2 separate regions of the Homo sapiens genome follow, and region 1 is linked to region 2. A link is an interaction called in ENCODE POLR2A ChIA-PET data of the cell type or tissue named here. Cell type or tissue: MCF 10A. All regions are shown on one strand. Each heading gives the region's core, and the rest is flanking DNA. Links, peaks and the distances in the headings are about the cores only. Region 1 overlaps LOC107985255 (a long non-coding RNA gene). Region 2 has its middle 80 kb from the start of LINC01717.

Region 1 (9,595 bases), core at 726-8,725, 72 kb after region 2:
ATATTTGTAGATTTAGTCTATAGTCAGCAGAGATAAAAGAGGGTACAAGTTTTTTTTGGCCATGCTTATTCTGAAAAGATCTATCCTAGGATGCATAATTTAGTGAACAAAAATGTGGCCATATAACTAATTTTCTTTTAAAAAGTTCCCAAATGTAGATCATCAAGAATATTTTGGAAACAATGATGTATCTAGCCATAGGTCCTTGGATGCCATCAAAAAAGTTAATTGGACTGAGATACTTTATCTCAGCTAACTCTATGGACCCTAGTTTTGAGAAACTGCATCTTTGGAAGCCCTTGCATCCTTGTTGAAGGAGTTGCTATCCAAAGTTCCTTTGTGAGTGAATAATGTGTTCTCATTCCAAAGAAATGAAAAATGACTGCGATCTGGACTTCTGAGACTCTTAAAAATTACTAGGCTAATATCAAAACACTACAAGTTAATGCCTAGAACTCAAAGTCAGCTCCACCTAGTGTGAAACATCTGATTGCCTTAAATGAGGTCAGAAGGTGAGACTAAATATACTGAGTACCAGCATGGTGGTTCACACCTGTAATCCTGGCACTTTGGGAGGCTGAAGTGGGTGGATCGCTTGAACCCACGAATTTGAAACCAGCCTGGGCAATATGGCAAAACCCCATCTCTACTAAAAATACAAAAATTAGCCGGGTGTAGTGGCATGTGCCTGTGGCCCAGCTGCTCTGAAGGCCGAGGTGGGAGGATTGCTTGAGCTCAGGAAGTTGCAGCTGCAGTGAGCCATGATCCTGCCACTGCACTCCATATTGGGTGGCAGAGCAAGACCCTGTCAAATAAATAAATTAATTAAATAAAGTATACTGACTACCTACTAGGTATCAAGCAGTCTACATACTTCATCTGTAAAAGACATGCATGTTTTGGAATATTTGGTTTTCATTTCTCCTTTCCAATAATACCCATTTTTATTCATGTGAATACCTCTTCCTCACTGAATATAGTCTTATGGGGATACTGTAATCAGAGATGCCCCTTACTCCTAATAAGGAAGTGACCTCATGAATCAATCTAGGCTAATTGGATGTTCCCTCTCTGATACTTCAAACACGATCAGAGAATCAAAGAGGCTAACAGTGGTAGAGTTCTATTCCATTTGATCGAGCATGATCACACTAGAGTTACGTTACAAAGCTATTGGAAATGTTTGTGCTTCTAGGCCTGCAGAACTGCTTTGCTTCAGTCCCATTTCCATGCCTGATTCTTGGGTATCTCCTGGATTGTATAGAGCCTTAATGTCTTTCCAGCAAATTAATTTTTGCTTAATTTAGCCCAAATTTTTTTTGCTCAAAATCACAAAGTCCACAATGATATACAATCTCACTTAGCACTAACACAATTCTAAGATGTTGCCATTATAACCATTTCTCAGAGGAGAAAGGTTTAGCAAAGAATGGTTAAATGACATGCATACACGCAGCTAGTAATGGATACAGCCAGGACTCAAGCAAGGTGAGTTCGACCCAGAGTTTCAAATTTTTAACCTACATTATCCCAATTCCTATCTTTAATTCTCAAACTACTTTCCCAAAGATCATTGATGTGCCACATGCTGTTCCAAGGATTTTCATTGCTGAAATTGAATAATGGCAGTCTTGCCAATTTAGAGAAAATAATAACTTAATGGATAGAATGTTTTCAATTTTAAATTTTTCTCCCATAAATTTTTCTAAAAGCTTTGGTGCTTTCTACTGCTTGTCTGTGAGGCAGACAACAAAACAAATGAACAAGCAGCCAATGAATATTAATGGCAAAACTCAGAAACAACAGATCGTGCTTCTCTCAAGAGCTTGTTTTTTGCATGCACATGTGTTGTGATTTCACGTTGCATACCTATAATATAGTCATTTTCTGCTAGTAAAATTGTTCCTAGTTCAAATGCTGGAATTAAATACATCCATATTTCATGTGTTATGCAAAGAATACTATGATTTTCAAGCTGTCTACCATCTCGTAAAGTTTAAGAAAAATAGTCTCAAATAAGCTAGAGACAATAGCGGCAAAACATCTTGGATGGTATTGCTTATATCACCTTTAGGAAACTCAGACCTTTATCTAAATCCAAAGTCATCAGATTTTTAGGATAAGGACCTTGGCACTTGCTGGATTCTACAAGAATAATGTTATTTGCTAGCCTAACTGCAAGACCCAGAATTCGTTTAAGGGGCTTGACATTTTATTTTAATTCTTGGCCTGGACACCAAGTAAAATGCCTCGGGCCTTGAGAAAGGCCAGTGTATGGTGTATTTATTGGCTGTGACTACAAATCTGGTTAACTTGATGGGAATGTATAAAAAATGAATAAAGCAATGCCAGATTTTGCTTTTGGCCATAGATGCATCAGGTTAATGAGACACAGGAGAGTATCTTGGTCTTAAGTCAGAATAGTGGCCCAGGCACAGTCAGGGATTGAGGATTCCTATAATGGGAATGGAAATCAGACCCCTTGACCTTTTTTCCCAGCTTATCGTATAGTAAGATTGCTACCATTTCCCATTTCACCTTGTTTTTCCCCTTAAGATATTTCTCTTCCAAATTTTATACTGCTTCTGAAATTTCCTAAGAAGCCAGACCAAATCTATCTATCTATCTATCTATCTATCTATCTATCTATCTATCTATCTATCCATCATCTATCTTTCTATTTAAACATATATATTTAAAACCTACTTTGGGTCAGAAGTGGTGGAAGGGACAAAGGTATGCCAGTGATCCTGCCTACACAGAGCTTATTTTCCAGCAAAATAAAAAAAATCCTGATCTGCCAGAAGAGGAACTGATGATCTACCACCCTCCCCATTCTCAATATAAAACTTTTACCATATTTGGTTGTGCTCATGTGCTTTCTTTAGAATACTAGATAGAATATTGTAAATATTGTGTTAGTCTGCTTACTCTCTGTACTAATTTTAATCAACTCTGCATTGGTATTGCCTTTCCAGGAAGTCTCAGACTGAAATCTCCTAGATTGTAACAGATTGGATCACATTGATTTAGATGAAGAAAAGGTTCAAATAAATATACAGGAAAGTGAGGCCCCAGGGAGGAGTCCAGGTACCATGCTCCCTCTGTAGTCATTCCTTTAAAGAGGCAAAACTGGTTTTCATCTTTCCTTTCATGAAGCTGTATTGATTTCCATATGGCTTGAATGTTCCTCTATTTTCCAGACTGATACCACCCACAGAGTTTAAAATTTACTTCTTTGACATCTAGAGATGGCAAGGGAGCCTTTCCATCCCTCATTGCTGATCTTTATTACCACATGTCACCAGGCAGTGCACTGGGCTCATTTTGTTTACTTCCATCAGCCATTTATATTGAGATGTAATCCTGGATCCTAAAAAGAGGAGCACTTTATGTCCCAAGTGAGCGATTCACACTAAACGCTATGTTGACATATTCTATGGGATGTAAAAATCTCAGTTCCAGTGATTTCAGCTCCATCAGCATAATTTTCCTCCACATGGTACAGGTAAATCATGGTTAAATATTGAATCATTTATCAACCAGTGCTTCGTAAGCCAGATCTCATAAAATCTCAGGAATAGATTGTGCTAACAAAGCAGCTAGCAACCAACTATGATTATCAAAATTTTCCTTCCACAATCTGTTCCTCATTTAGAGAGAAAGTGCTAAGGAAATTAAAAATTAGTAAGCTTTACCCCTTTATTGGTAACAATATACAAAGTACTATGATTTTCTTTAGAATAATAGTCTTATCTGGAGACTTTATAATAAAGGAGGAAATTTGGAATCTCTGGCTCTTCTGGAAGATGGATTATAGTTCTCTGTGAAAATGTATTTCAGAAAGTCTATACCCATCTTGAGTTCCCTCAGTGCTTAGGCTTAAATCCACAGGGCTAGCACATTGCATAAAAAAAACTTTATGATTAGATGAAGGGGTTCAGTTACAACCAGGGAAGTCAACGTTTACGTATTCTAGGAAGGGAAAATAGTGCCTGGGTAAAGATGTTTCATCTGCAATCAAACCTTATTTACTTCTAAAATGGTATTACCAATTGCTTTGCTAGGAAATGAGATAAAATCAAGAAAGCATTTTCTAAAGGCCTTCAATTTGACTTGTGTGTTCCATGGTTCTATATATTTACAAACAGGGGCACACAGAGAGTAGTTAAAGAACAAAGGAGATAATAGTTTCCCACCTTAGACTCCCCTGTCCATACTTGAGCACCACACACCTGATTATGAAAAGGAAGACCGTAAACTTCTATCTATAGAGAGCACAGAAAATGATAAGCAGAGATGACCTCAGACGGAAATTGAAAAGAGCCTGGATATGTAAATGGTTTGATATGATTTTAAAAGATGAGATTAAGGAGCTTTAATTCCTCTCACTCTGAACATTCTTCTCTTAGAAATGAAAAATTAAATACTGTTTGTGCAAAGCAGTAATTTTTTCTATTTCAAAACATTGAGGTCATTGTTATTTCAATAAATGGTGACCCAAGAAACAAGGTGGAATAAACAATTCTCTCATTTAGAATGCAGAATGCACAAACTTACCCATCCTTGAATTTGGGGATTGTTTTAGGAATAAAACAACCTATCTCTATACCCCTGAAATAAAATGTTTGCTCTTAGGCTGTCCAAGGGCAGTATGGCAAACCCTAAGCTCTGTTCCAGGGTAAAACAAGCTCTAAGCAGTCTAGGAGGTAAGTGTTCATTTGTCATAAAAGGAATTTGACTACAGGCAGGACAGGCCGACAGAAGTAATGTGGGAATACAAGTAGACCCAGAGGTCAGGCTTAAGCCAGAGGCAACACATGGGAGTGCAGCCATTAATCTGTTATCTTTGGCAAGTTAGGCAGAGATGGGAGTCTAGAAAGTAGGTTCCCCAAGGAGGTAATTAATTTGAGCCACAGAAAGAAAACATAAGTAGGGAGGAAACACCAGAGTATTTCTCTTAGCAAGAATGAGGGAAGCAAATCACAATGTTCCCAGTAGGCTGGAAATCTGCACTGGGTAAAATAAGAAGATAGAGGGAAGGGCAAGAAACTGCCTCTGGGGAACCAAGCTCCCCAGATGATTTGGTGGTTTGGCACATGAACCTATTTTTTTGAGAACAAGGAGAACCCAATGACTAGGTTCTTGGCACATCAGAAGCCACCTGCTGCCAACCCTATGAGCAACTGAGGAAAGGTGCCTCACGCCACCTTCCTAAAGCCAGAATTTGTGTCAGATTGTAGGGCAACCTAGAACCTACAGGGAAAAATTAGTAAAGGGAGACTTAGCAATCAGGGTTAAAGAGATAAGGTTTTTGGAAATCTAGAAGGGAAATACAGTACTTCCTCATTTATCCAGGTCAGGAACCAGGCAGACACAGTGGCAGGAGCCCTGGCATTAGCACCCTATGCCTTAGTGTGAATGTCACCTCTTTCTCTGGCCAGTATGCACTGTAGTTAGAAATGCAGGGTGCTAAACCCCAGTATATGAGTTGAAGCCCAGCTCCATTGTACTGAGTAAATTTCACAATCTCTTGTTTCTTCATCTATAGAATTGTCAAATATTGTAGTACTTTTCTAACAGCTGTTAGGAGGATTAGGTGATTGCATACATGTAAACACATCCACCTGTGTCAGAACCTACTAAGTACACAATAAACATTAACCATTAGTTTTATGAGGCATTGAGAAAGGTACTTAGCTTCTTTGAATTTTCATTCTTCTTATCTGAAAACAGGCACAATAACATCCATGTCATAAAGTGGTTAAAATATTTAAATGAGGTAAGGTATAGGAAAGTACATGTTTGGGCCGGGCGCGGTGGCTCACACATGTAATCCCAGCACTTTGGGAGGCCAAGGCGGGCGGATCACAAGGTCAGGAGATCAAGACCATCCTGGCTAACACGGTGAAACCCCATCTCTACTGAAAAAAAACGAAAAAACTTAGCTGGGCGTGGTGGCAGGCACCTGTAGTCCCAGCTACTCGGGAGGCTGAGGCAGGAGAATGGCATGAACCCGGGAGGTGGAGCTTGCAGTGAGCCGAGATCATGCCACTGCACTCTAGCCTGGGCAACAGAGTGAGACAAAAAAAAAAAAAAAAAAAGAAAGTACATGTTTGGCACAGAATAAAGGTGTCAGTTAAGAATGCCTTTGTATCCCAGTAGTAAAAAACACTATTAACAATAACTTAAACTTATAAAGGGTTTATTTTTGTCACAAAGCAAGTACTCCAGAGTTTGGATGATGTTTATATTTAGTCAGAGGCTTCATGATGTGTGAGTGCACAGTCAGCAACTCTGAGATCACTTTGACTATCACAATCCTTGTATAAGACAGAGGCTGGGCACAGTGGCTCACACCTGTAAACCCAGCACTTTGGGAGGCTGAGGTGGGTGGATCACAAGGCCAAGAGATCAAGACCATGCTGGCCAACATGGTGAAACCCCATCTCTACTAAAAATACAAAAATTAGGTGGGTGTGGTGGTGCGCACCTGTAGTCCCAGCTTCTTGGGAGGCTGAGGCAGGAGAATCACTTGAACCCGGGAGGCGGAGGTTGCAGTGATCCGAGATTGTGCCACTGCACTCCAGCCTGGTGACAGAAGGAGACTCTGTCTCAAAAAAAAAAAAAAAAAAAAGACAGAAAGAAGAGGGGATGCTGTGAGCTACATGCTATGCAAACATATATTCACGAATAGGATTACCAGATAAAAGACAGGGCATTCAGTTAAATTTGAATTTTAGATAAACAATGAAGGCATTTTTAGAATACATATTTTGTAAGCAATATTTGGGAAATACTTATACTAAATATTCATGGCTTATCTGAAATTCAAATTTAATAGGGTGTTCTGTTTTTTCTGCTAAATCTGGTAGCCATGTACCAGGAGATCCTAGCAGATTGCTTCTTACACTGTAACCTTTGTCTGCAAAGGAGGTTGGAAAACTATTTGATTTTTTTTAGCCTTTTTAGTTGTCAAAGGACAAAGGGATAGGCAATAACAGCTAGACCAGTCAACTAATAACGGTGCCTTGCTTAGTAGATGCTCAATATTCATTTCCTCCACTGTCCCTCTTCTCAAGGTTTGATTGTCCCTTTACACAGAGGCAAGTACATATAAGCCTTACTACCTTAAAGTGTTACATAATTAATGCCAACATATAAAATTAGCAATTTCATATTTTAAAAAAGGGAACTGAAGCTTAATTGGCAAATCCAGGGGTTAACTAAATAAAACTTACAGGTTACATCCATTTGGTTATATCGATGCTAACAGGCGTCCCTGGCCCATGGGGCAAATTTCTTTTCCATATTTAAAAGCAGAGTTGAGACTTAAGTGAGGCAAGTGAGATACCTAGGAAGCAAAAAGTAGGAAGATACTCCATTTCACTCACTCACTCTTACAGGATCTCCTTCAGTTATGCACCCTAAGCATCTCCCTTGTCTCACCATAGCCCCAGCCTTGCATGTGTTACTGAAACACTAGGGGTTCAGTCTAGGTCCTGCTGCTTGCAGCACAGGAAGCCAATCAGTGATGACAAGTTATCGCCAAGGAAGAAGGCTTTTCTCAGGTGCTGCAGACAAGGAGATGGGAGTTCAGTCTCAAATCCATCTCCCCGACTGACTAAAACTAGGGCTTTAATTAGCAGGGAAGAAATGTAACGACATGTAAGAAAACAGGAACCAGGGAGGGCAAGGAAGCAATCATGATGAATGAGGGGTCCCCATCTCATTATCAGGATATGGTGATCTGGTGAGTTTTAGTTCTTTGATTCTTTCTTTGAGAGGCCCAAAGGTCCTTTCCTGAGGAAGGAACTCAGATAAAACAAATATGAGTTTCAAGCTTTAAGACCAGACAGGTCAATTTCTATGTTTATCAAAAAGAACCAGTCTGTGAGATTTTGGGGTTGGTTTCACATGGAAGTTTGCTATCTTTTTGCCTAAGCCAAAGGATGGCACACTAATGGTTGTTAGTTTCTAACTCCCAAATGTAGTCACAGACAAGGAGTGATTGACTGTCTGGCCTATTTCTGTAGGAAAAGCCTCAGATGACTTATGTGATCTAATTTATCTTAGTGAAGCTGGGAGAACCTCCATGCATGCTGGATGTATTCTTTACTCCCATTCTCTTTCCAGTGCACAGGAATATATATGGCTTTAACTCCTCAGAAGATAACTCTATGTCAGAATGTATTAGTACCCATCAAAGCACTATAACCTGGCCGCAACATCCCTTCAATTATAGACAGCCTCTTGCTTTTTACCAGACAAGGGTACAGGCTCCAGTTTCTGATATGATTTGACTCAATTTTCTTTATCTGCCTCAAGGCACTGTAAAATTATTACTTCTTTTATTTAAAAAAACAATCTTCGTTGTATTTCCCTTCTCTTTTCCCAACCTCCACTTCTGTCTTTCACAATTACTACCAATAAAGAGGCAGCAGGATTAACTGATAGCATATCATCCACCTGCATCCCAAGTCAGAGAAGAAATTTGAGGCAGAGAGCAACTATTTGGGATAGTACCAACCATCAAAGATGGCTTAGACAGAGGCATTCTGAGCTATAATAGAAACCATATAAGGATAATAAATCTAAGAAAGAAGCAATATGCTACTTTGGAAAAATATAGATGGGATTATAATTTTACATAGAGCAATATTATTTCAATAGAAGGAATGCATGCATCTATGTGAGACTAGACTGTGAGTCTTTAGAAGAAAATTTATATTCATGTGGTGAGAGTGTTGCCTTATTCTGAAGAAATCTAGCAAGAGCAATTTCTGGTGGAGGACCAAGCTTAGGTTGAAAGAAACACTATCTTTCTCATATGTCCCATGAGAAAAAAAAACTCACTCACATCCTTCCGTTTTGAGACCAGAAAAACCCCAGGAAGAAAACAATCCCACCTCCTACCATTAACATCAGGGTGAAGACTACAGTCAGTGGATATTAGCAAAAGCTTCTAGAAGGGTTTATTAGAAGAAAACAAGTAGGACTGGGAAGGGTTGGCAGTTAGAGAAAAGGGTTTATCCATGTGGGGCACCTCCCAAAGGCATGGCCTGGAGGGTCCTGGTTCCTTGTGTGGCACGAGGGAACTGGTTAGCTGAATCAAGTTGCAGCTAAAAATCCTCTGACTCAACTTCCTTGGAACACTTAAAGCTTTCATGAGTAGCTCAGATTAATCCTGATTGGAGTCTTCATGTATTTAATTCTCATATGCTGTGTAAGGTGGTACTCTAAAAGGGGCATGTTCTGCTTCCTTGTCGTCATGCCCACCCTAGAAGGTGGCTTTAACAAGCAGGTGACTTTCCAGTGTGATAAACTGTAGACTTGTTTCACTGGCTTTCCCCACGAGCTTACACTTTCCTTAAAGAAGAACCAGATTCATTCTTGTGCAGGAAAGAAGGGAGGAGCCTGGCTACATGAATTTTTCTGCTAACTGAGACATGGGGGAAGGAGAAAGATTTTAGAGTGGTAGTGGAATGAGGAAAATACCCTGAAGGCCTTCAGATTAAAAACAGGAAACACAGTCTAACAGTACTTATAAGGTCAACTTTGATTGAGAGGCAGCAAACCAAGAGCTGAGAAAAAG
Region 2 (9,595 bases), core at 655-8,654:
GAGGTAAACATGTGTCACGGGGGTTTGTTGTACATATTATTTCATCACCCAGGTGGTGAACCCAGTACCCAGTGGTTATCATTCTGCTCCTCTCCCTCCTCCCACCCACCGCCCTCAAGTAGACCCCAGTGTCGGTAGTTCCCTTCTTTGTGTTCATGAGTTTTCATCATTTCACCCCCACTTGTAAGTAAGAACATGTGGTATTTGGGTTTCTATTCCTGCATTACTTTGCTAACGATAATAGCCTCCAGCTCCACCCATGTTACCTAAAAGACAGGATCTCATTCCTCTTTTTTTTTGGGGGGGGTGGTGGGGATGGAGCCTTGCTCTGTCGCCCAGGCTGGAGTGCAGTGGTGCGATCTCGGCTCACTGCAAGCTCTGTCTCCTGGGTTCAGGCCATTCTCCTGCCTCAGCCTCCCAAGTAGCTGGGACTACAGGTGCCCACCACCACACCTGGCTAATTTTTTGTATTTTTAGTAGAGACAGGGTTTCACCTCATTAGCCAGGATGGTCTCGATCTCCTGACCTTAGGATCCACCCACCTCCGCCTCCCAAAGTGCTGGGATTACAGGCGTGAGCCACCACACCCGGCCAGGATCTCATTCCTTTATATGGCTGCATGGTATTCCATGGTGTATATGTACCTCATTTTCTTTACCCGATTGGTCATTGATGGGCATTTAGGTTGATTCTATGTCTTTGCTATTGTGAATGGTGCTGTGATGAACATTCTTGTGCATGTATCTTTATGGTAGAATGGATTTCTATTCCTCTGGGTATATACCCAGTAATTGGATTGGTGAGTTGAATGGTAGCTCTGCTTTCAGCTCTTTGAGGACTTGACACACTGCTTTCCACAATGGATGAACTAACTTATACTCCCACCAACAGTGTATAAGTGGTCCCTTTTCTCCACAATCTTGCCAGCATCTGTTATTTTTGACTTTTTAATAATAGCCATTCTGACTGGTGTGAGGTTGTAACTCATTGTGGTTTTGATTTGCATTTCTCTAATGATCAGTGATATTGAGCTTTTTTTCATAGGTTTGTTGGCTGTATGTATGTCTTCTTTTGAAAAATGTTTGTTCATGTCCTTTGCCCACTTTTTAGTGGGTTTCTTTGTTTTTCTCTTGTAAATTTGTTTAAGTTCTTTGTAGACTCTGGATATTAGACCTTTGTCAGATGAAGAGATTGCAATAATTTTCCCCATTCTGTAGGTTGTCTGTTTCCTCTGTTGATAGTTTTTTGCGTGTGTGTGGTGCAGAAGCTCTTAAGTTTAATTAGATCCCATTTGTCAATATTTGCTTTTGTTGCAATTGCTTTTGGTGTCTGTGTCATGAATTCTTTGCCAGTTCCTATGTCCAAGATGATATTGCCTAGGTTGTCTTCCACAGTTTTTATAGTTTTGGGTTTTCCATTTAAGTCTTTAATCCATCTTGAGTTGACTTTCATATATGGTGTAAGGAAGGGGTCCAGCTTCAATCTTCTGTATATGGCTAGCCAGTTATCCCCAGCACCATTTATTGAATAGGGGGTCCTTTCTCCATTGCTTTTTTTGGTCACCTTTGTCAAAGATCAGATAGTTGTAGGTGTGTGGCCTCATTTCTGGGTTCTCTGTACTGTTCCATTGGTCTATGTGTCTGTTTTTGTACCAGTACCATGCTGTTTTGGTTACTGTAGCCCTGTAGTATAGTTTGAAGTAAAGTAATGTGATGCTTCCAGCTTTATTCTTTTTGCTTAGGATTGCCTTGGCTATGCAGGCTTTTTTTTGGTTCCATAGGAATTTAAAATCATTTTTCTCTATTTCTGTGAAGAATGTCTTTGGTAGTTTGATAGAAATAGCATTGAATCTGTAAATTGCTTTGGGCAGTATGGCCATTACAATGACATTGATTCTTCCTATTCATGAGCATCAGATGTTTTTCCATTTGTTTGTGTCTTCTCTGATTTCTTTAAGCAGTGTTTTGTAATTCTCATTGTAAGGATTTCAATGGTTAGCTATATTTCTAGGTACTTTATTATTTTTGTAGAAATTGTGAATGGGATTGCCTTCCTGATTCGGATCTTGGCTTGGCTGTTGGTGTATAGGAATGCTAGTGATTTTTGTACATTAATTTTGTATGCTGAAATTTGCTGAAGTTGTTTATCAGCTGAAGGAGCTTTTGAGCCGAGGCTATGGGGTTTTCTAGATATAGAATCATGTCATCTACAAACAGGGATAGTTTGAGTTTCTCTCTTCCTATTTGGATGCCCTTTATTTCTTTTTCTTTTTCTTTTTTTTTTTTTTTTTTGAGATGGAATCTCACTCTGTCTCTCAGGCTCGAGTGCAGTGGCATGATCTCAGCTCACTGCAACCTCCGCCTCCTGGGTTCAAGCGATTCTCCTGCCTCAGCCTCCCAAGTAGCTGGGATTACAGGTGCATGCCACCACATCTGGCTAATTTTTTATATTTTTAGTAAAGACAGGCTTTCACCATGTTGGCCAGGCTAGTCTCGAACTCATGACCTCACGTTATCTGCCCGCCTCGGTCTCCCAAAGTACTGGGATTACAGGCATAAGCCACCACACCCAGTCCCTTTATTTCTTTCTCTTGCCTGATTGCTCTGGTCAGGACTTCCAATACTATGTTGAATAGGAGTGGTGAGAGAGGGCATCCTTGCCTTGTGCTGGTTTTCAAGTGAAATGCTTCCAGATTTTGCTCATTCAGTATGATGTTGGCTGTGGGTTTGTCATACATGGCTGTTATTATTTTTAGGTATGTTCCTTCAATACCTAGTTTACTAGACTTTTAAAAAATAAAACAGTGTTGGATTTTATTGGAAGCCTTTACTCTTACACTTCTAGAGCACTTGGCCATTACAAACAGCTGTCCCACGCAGTGCCTCACTTTTCTATCTCAACATGAAGAAAGGAAACTTCTATGTATCAAATGTCTTCTGCGTGCCAGGCCCCATGCTGGGTACTTGATGATATTAGTTTCAAACATATTTAAGGTATTTTATAAGAATACATCAAATGTAAAATAACACCAATAAAAACTGAGTCAAAATGGAAATGAAAAACAAAGGCAGGAACTTAAAATATAGTCAGGAATAAGGCTAGAATGAATATTCTACAAACTTGAAGTAAGCCACAAATTTGGTTTTCAAGTTCTATAGGAGCCAATGTCACAAAAAAGGGGGAAACAACTTAATAACAATCAATGCAAAAAGGAAAACAAAAGATTACACCATTTACAACATTCATCAGATAAAAGCAAATTAGTGGCTTAGGAAAAACATGTCTCTTCTCTGGACAAAAAATGGGCAGGAGCTCTCCTGGGTTTTCTCATAAACAGAACTCTGTGTTTCATAAAGGGCAATGTCTTTAACACATCCTTGAACAAGAAACAACAAGTAGAATGTTTATTTTTGTTGAAATATGGGCTACTACTACACCGTCAGATATTGGGAGAGCCCAGTGAGGCTCTGAAGGCACAAAATTTAAGGAGACATCCACTGTCAGGGTTGTGCAAGTGCCTACTGAAATTCTGTGCCCTGGGTACCTCCCTTGCCTCCCACTAGCCCTGCCCTGTCATTATATTACTCATAGTCATATTCAGTAGGAGGAATTCTCTAAGGCTGTGGTTTACAATAGGGGATGACTTTTCTTCCAGGGAACATTTGGCAAAGACTGGAGACTTGGTCACTGCTGGGCAGATGCTACTGGCATTGAGTGGGTAGCGGTCAGGGAGACTGTTGAACATCCTACAGTGCACTTGATAGCCACTCACAGCAAAGAATTATACAGTCCAAAATATCACTAAGCCTAAGTTCAGAAACTCTGCTTTTGGCAGAGCCATACTCCTTACCTGAGCTCATGTGGTGACTTGCTGCATAGGATGATTCTGCTTTCTTATCCTCGTGGTAAATGAATCATGAGCTCTGCTGTTGTAACTTCCTAAATATCACCCCATCTTGTGTTTGGACTACTGCCATAGCCACAGTGGTAGACACTTTTAAGAGCCTACAATAGCATCCCTGCAGCAACAGCATCTTTGCTTAGAAAAGTCATATTTCACCTTGGAATAAAAGGAAGAGATCTCCTGATTTAGACGAATCATGTTGATCTATTCTTCTTTGCCAAGGATTGACTTAAGTATGAGCATTTGCCCTCTTTCTGGCCAGTGATATAAAAGGGAAGCCTGCTGGGGGACTTCTAGAAAAGATTTTGACTTCTGATAAAAGGGACAGATAGAGCTAGTGTTGCTCTCCTTTCCCTTTTTTCTACTTGAATGTGGACTCCATGTCTGGAGCTGTGGTAGCCATTTTGAGACCATGAAGTAACAAGGAAAAGGAAGGAAAGGCAAGAAGCAAAGAACATTGGAGCAAAAAGAATACACTCTTGCCACAGAGCTTTTTTGAGCTTGCAATTCCTTTTGTCTGCAATGCTCCCCCTCTACCTCCCCATGGTTAATTCCTAGTCATTCTTGACATCTCAGCTTAACCCTCATCTGTGGGAGAGCCACCTTAACCTCCCTGACTCTGTCTGAACTTGTTAGAGGTTCATAGCATCATGTAAGCTTCCTTCACAGCATTTGCCAAGGTTGCGATTTCTCATGTGTTTGTGGTATGACTTGATTTTTTTTTTTTTGTCTTCCTGACTAGACTCCAAGCTACATGACAACTGAAACTATCACAATATCTCTAGTCCCTGATATTTAGATGCTAGATAAGCAATACTATTTTCTTATTTTTTTCTTTTCCTTTTTTGAATGAAAAAGCTTAAATTGTCTGGAAGTTAGAATGTCTTCAATATTTTAAGCCATCTTCCCGGAAAGTATTTTGCTCGACAGAATGTTTAATAAATAGTGAGTGAGTATGAGTTCAAAATGATTCTTCCTGGAAAATAACTAAAACCCAGATATTCTGTGTGGCCAATTAAATAGAAATTCTTATGACATAAGAGGACATTGAGCTGGGGCATGCAGGAATAACTTCCTTTCTGAAAGCTGAGGGGCCTGCAAGGAGAATACCTAAAAGGAAGCCATTCCACCTGTCATCAGGTGAGCTGAGAGAATGCCACAGGCAGAACCAAGATTCTCAGCAGAAAGTCATTTTGAATGCTTCAATCACCAGGCTAATGGGTGAATGAAGCCCTGAAGACATACAGCATATAACATGGCTAAAAATCCCAGTGCTTAACATGGAGGATTTTGTTTAATCTTCACAAAAAGTAACATAATCATATGAGGTAGGTATGCTTATCTCTATTTTACAGAAGAGCAGGCTCTGCTGATAAGACAAAGAGGCAGCTTTGGAACTGAGGCTTGTCTAACTCCTCCGCTAATATTCTTTCCTTTATACCAGTGGTTCTCAAACTTGACTGACATTGGGATCACTTGGGGAATTTTGGGTTCCATGCTAAAAAATTTGTGTTTAACTTTTTAGGAATTTAAAAAGATCCCTCCAGGTGATTCCACTGTGCAGCCAGGGTTGAGAACCACTGCACTCCAGCCTCGGCAACATAGCAAAATGTCACCTCAGAAAACAAAACAGAAAATACCCAGAGTACTACAATCGTAGTGGGTGGAATAATGGCCCCTAAAAATATATGTGCAAGTCCTAACCCCTAGAACTTGTAAATTTGACCTTATTGGAAAAAGAGTCTTTGTAGATATAATTAAGGATCTTGAGATAAAACCATAGTGAATTTAGGATGAGCCCTTACTCCAGTGACAAGTATCTTTGTAAAAGAAAAGCCAAGGGAGACTTGAGACGAAGAGACATGGAGGAGAAGGCCAGGTGGAGATGGAGGCAGATATTGACATTATGCTGTCATAAACCAAGCAACATCTGGAACCACCAGAAGCTGGACGAGGCAAGCAAGGATGCCCCCTGATGTTTTCAGAGGAAACATGGCCTGCTGACACCTTGATCTCAGACTTCCAGCCTCTAGAACTGAGACAATACATTTCTGTTGTTTTAAGCCACTGCGTTCGTGGCAATTAGCTACAGAAAACCTGAGAGATTAATACAAAGCTCCACCTCCAGAGTTTCTGAGTCAGCAAGTCTTGGATGGGACACAAACATTTGTATGCCTGGCAAGTCCCCAGGTAATGCTGATGCTGCTGGTTCAGGGACCACACTTTGAGAACCACTGCTCCTTATCATGCAGTCTTTATCCAGCTGTTCAGCTTTCGCAGCCTCTGCTTGTAACCTTTCTATTCAGGGATGTGAAAAATAACTAAAGGAAAAAGAAATCTGTAAGTCTTCTAGATTTCAATGATCATTGTTGCTGATTCACTGTGTTATTGATCTTTATGAAATGGAGGTGATGCTCTCAGAAACTAGTGCGGTTCCTGAAAGTGGACCAGGAGTTCAATGTGGAATACTTTTGTTCTCCCTTTACAATATCACAGGAATTACATAAGCAATTGTGTAATGCACAAAACACCAGAAGCCGCTCAGCTTCCTGCCAGCAGACCTATCTATGTGAGTTTCTGCCTGTTTTCTCTGCCTGTCTTTTGGTTGGTTGCAAATAATGAGGTGCCTCTTCGCCTGCTCAGCGTTCTTACCTCCTGCTATGTTGGGCATCCTATTGACTCACCTCCTCAGAGATGTTGCTCCACCAATATCTAGTATCTAGTGTTCTGTGGCTCTTATCCATTTCCATTAACAGATACTCAAGATTTTAATGTCTTAAAATGAGTCTTTCTTTAGCCCCCCATCCTTCAGACACCCCCGTAATATTTCCTTTCCATCTTGCCTGCAAATTTAGTATTGAAATATGCTGCATTTTCTTTCTTCACCCTACTCACTCTTATACCCCAGTAAGCTGCACAGCACCTTTCTAGGCACTCTTTTTTCATGGCTTTGAGATCTGTCTTCCTTTTCCTACTCCTTATATCTGGTTGTTCCTCAGTTGTCTTCTCTGGGCTTTCCTCTACTCGTGCAACTCTCTTCCTGAGTTATTCATCTACTTACAGGGTTTCATCTTTGCTGATGACTCTCTGATCTTTATTTGCAACTTAGATCATTTTCTCTTGAGCTCTAGTCTCTAGTATCCAAAGTGTCTCCACGGACACTTTAAAGTCAATGTATGCATGCCCCAAATCCTCCTCCCCCTTCCTATCTCCCAATCTGTTCCTAGTCCTGTGTATTGCTTTCTCAGGGGTGCTGCTTGTACCTAGTTTCTCCAATAACATAATTTGCAGATGATAACACCAACAAATACTTATGGAGTGCCTCCCACCTGCTAGGCACTGTTCTATATGCAAGAAATAAGTGGTGAACAAAGAAGTTGTGATCCTGGCCCTAGTCTTGGATTCCTCTCTCGCCTTCTCCACCTCTTCCCATACCCAGGTAATCATCGAGGCTGGCCAGCTCTCCCCTTTGACATTATCTGAACCCACCTACACTTTCAATCTCAGTCTAACCAACTGCCATCTCTTGCCTGGATGAATGTAAGTGCCTCCTAAATACTAGATATCGGTGGAGCAATATCTCCGAGGAGGCAAGAGTTAATAGGATGTCTAACATAGTTCTTCCTGCCCTGCCTGTCTCTCTTCTCCAATACGTCCTCCACACTGAAGACACAATGGCCTTTGAAATTGTAACTATGATTACACCACCCTCTTGCTTAAAAGCTGGCGATGTTTTAACATTGCCTTTAGGAAACAGTCCATCATCCTTACGAGGGTTTATCAGGCCCATTGTGATATGGTACCAGCTTGTTATCCAGGAATCTTGCTACAACTCCCCCTGCCCCCACCACATTTTTGTTCTTGTTATAATGAAATGCCTTCAATTCTTAAAACATACCACATTCTCTTCCATTTCAGGAACCTTTCGGGTGTGTTTGTCTCTAATTCTTCCCTTCCTGTATTCATCTTCTCCTCACCACATTCATCACTCACATTTTACCAGTCACCCTGTAGATCTCTGCTCACAAGTCATTTACTCAGGGAAGCCTTTCTTGATTCTTTAAGTCTGAGTCAGTCCCATTTCTTGGTACTACTGTGGTCCCCTGAGTAGCCTCAATGGTGAAAAAGCTCCTTCCCGACTGCTTGGTAATTACCTGTTTACTCATCTCTATTCCCCATTAGCAGGCATTATGTTTACATTTTTTTTTTTTTTTTTGAGATGAAGTCTCACTCTATCGCCAGGCTGGAGTGCAGTGGTGTGATCTCGGCTCACTGCAACCTCTGTCTCCTGGGTTCAAGCGATTCTCCTGCCTCAGCCTCCCGAGTAGCTGGGACTACAAGCGCGTGCCACCACACCTAGCTAATGTTTGTATTTTTAGTAGAGATGGGGTTTCACCATGTTGGCCAGGATGGTCTCGATCTCTTGACCTCATGATCTGCCTGTCTCGACCTCCCAAAGTGCTGGGATCACAGGCATGAGCCACCAAGCCCGGACGATGTCTACTTTTTATTCCCCATACCTAGCACAGTGGGTGGCACATGGTAAATACTCAATAAATACTTGTTGCCTAGATCATCGTTTCACAGCCTCAACACTACTGACATTCTGGGCTGGATAATCCTTGTTGTGGTGGCTGTCCTGTGCACTGTAGGATATTTAACAGCACCCCTGTGTCCTCTACCCACTAGAAAGCAATAGTTCCCCATTTCGCAGTTGTGACAAACTAAAGTGCCCCTAGACACTGCCAAAGGTGTCCTGAGAAGCAAAATAACTCCTGGTAAGAACCTTTGGCCTAGAGGGATGAGCTCACTGTTAGCAGATTATGAGCTTAGACGTGAGGAGGCAGTGGCATAGGCAAAACATGGACAGACTGGACTTACAGACTGGACACAGGCTCTGAGGTGGGATGATACTTCAAGGCCCAAGTTAGGGGCATACTAGGGAGTAAATAGTCACGCAAGTGAAACGTGGCCTAGGGTGTGTGGACACAGCCGCAGCAGGAAGTGAACACAGAGAGACAGAATAGCATTAATTGTACCCAGCTTTCAACTAGACACACTAGGCTCGAGTTTAAGCAGCTCCTATTAGCAACTGTATGACATTCGATGAGTTATTTAACCCTTCTGAATTTTGGTTCTCACATGCATAGACAAGAATATTGCTGTATGGATTAAATAATATATCTATGAAATATTGGCTCAGAGCATTATACATAATAAATACATGACAAATGTTTATTGTTATTACTATTATCATCATTGCTGTTATTATTAATATCAGGACGTCCAGTAAAGTGAAGAGTTCTGGCATGAGGGTCTGGTGTCTGGAAGTAGCTGACATGAGAAACAATTGGTATGCAGATGGGAAATCAGTAAGAGAGAGATGCCGACCTGGGGTCGGGGAAGGATTCACTTGTAGGGAGAGCAGAAGCATGGGGCACCGCTTCTGCCATTGTAAAATCCTGGTACCTTTAGGTAGAGTGCAGACACATTGGAAAAGTCATTAAAAATGGATCTTGATGCAAACTGGGGAATCCCAAGTATTCTATATTTACTTAAAAAAAAGTAGTACTTATTCAACCAAAGGAAAAGAATCCCAACACAAAGCATAACAATGTTTATTAAAATAAATTTTACTAAAACACCAGGGGTTTGGTCTAGGTCCTGCTGCCCACTGCACAGAGAGCCAAT

The links. Peaks named below come from ENCODE experiments on the same cell type or tissue, not always from the same donor. Only the 100,000 strongest peaks of a DNase experiment are listed, where the experiment ranks them.
Region 1: POLR2A ChIA-PET joins it to region 2 with 21 read pairs; 3 of 35 experiments call an interaction of 5 or more read pairs at or near these places.

The regions. Positions count from the first base shown.
Region 1 is chr1:208,875,786-208,885,380 of GRCh38, forward strand. The region is part of intron 1 of LOC107985255 (a long non-coding RNA gene); the gene reads right to left. Among named protein-coding and RNA genes, the nearest start is that of LINC01774, 92 kb to the right of the region's middle. In MCF 10A, for the core only: no CTCF peak of the experiment used is centred there; DNase peaks (open chromatin) are centred at 4,846 and 5,116.
Region 2 is chr1:208,804,018-208,813,612 of GRCh38, forward strand. No RefSeq gene overlaps it. Among named protein-coding and RNA genes, the nearest start is that of LINC01717, 80 kb to the left of the region's middle. In MCF 10A, for the core only: no CTCF peak of the experiment used is centred there; DNase peaks (open chromatin) are centred at 3,574, 3,924, 4,524 and 6,054.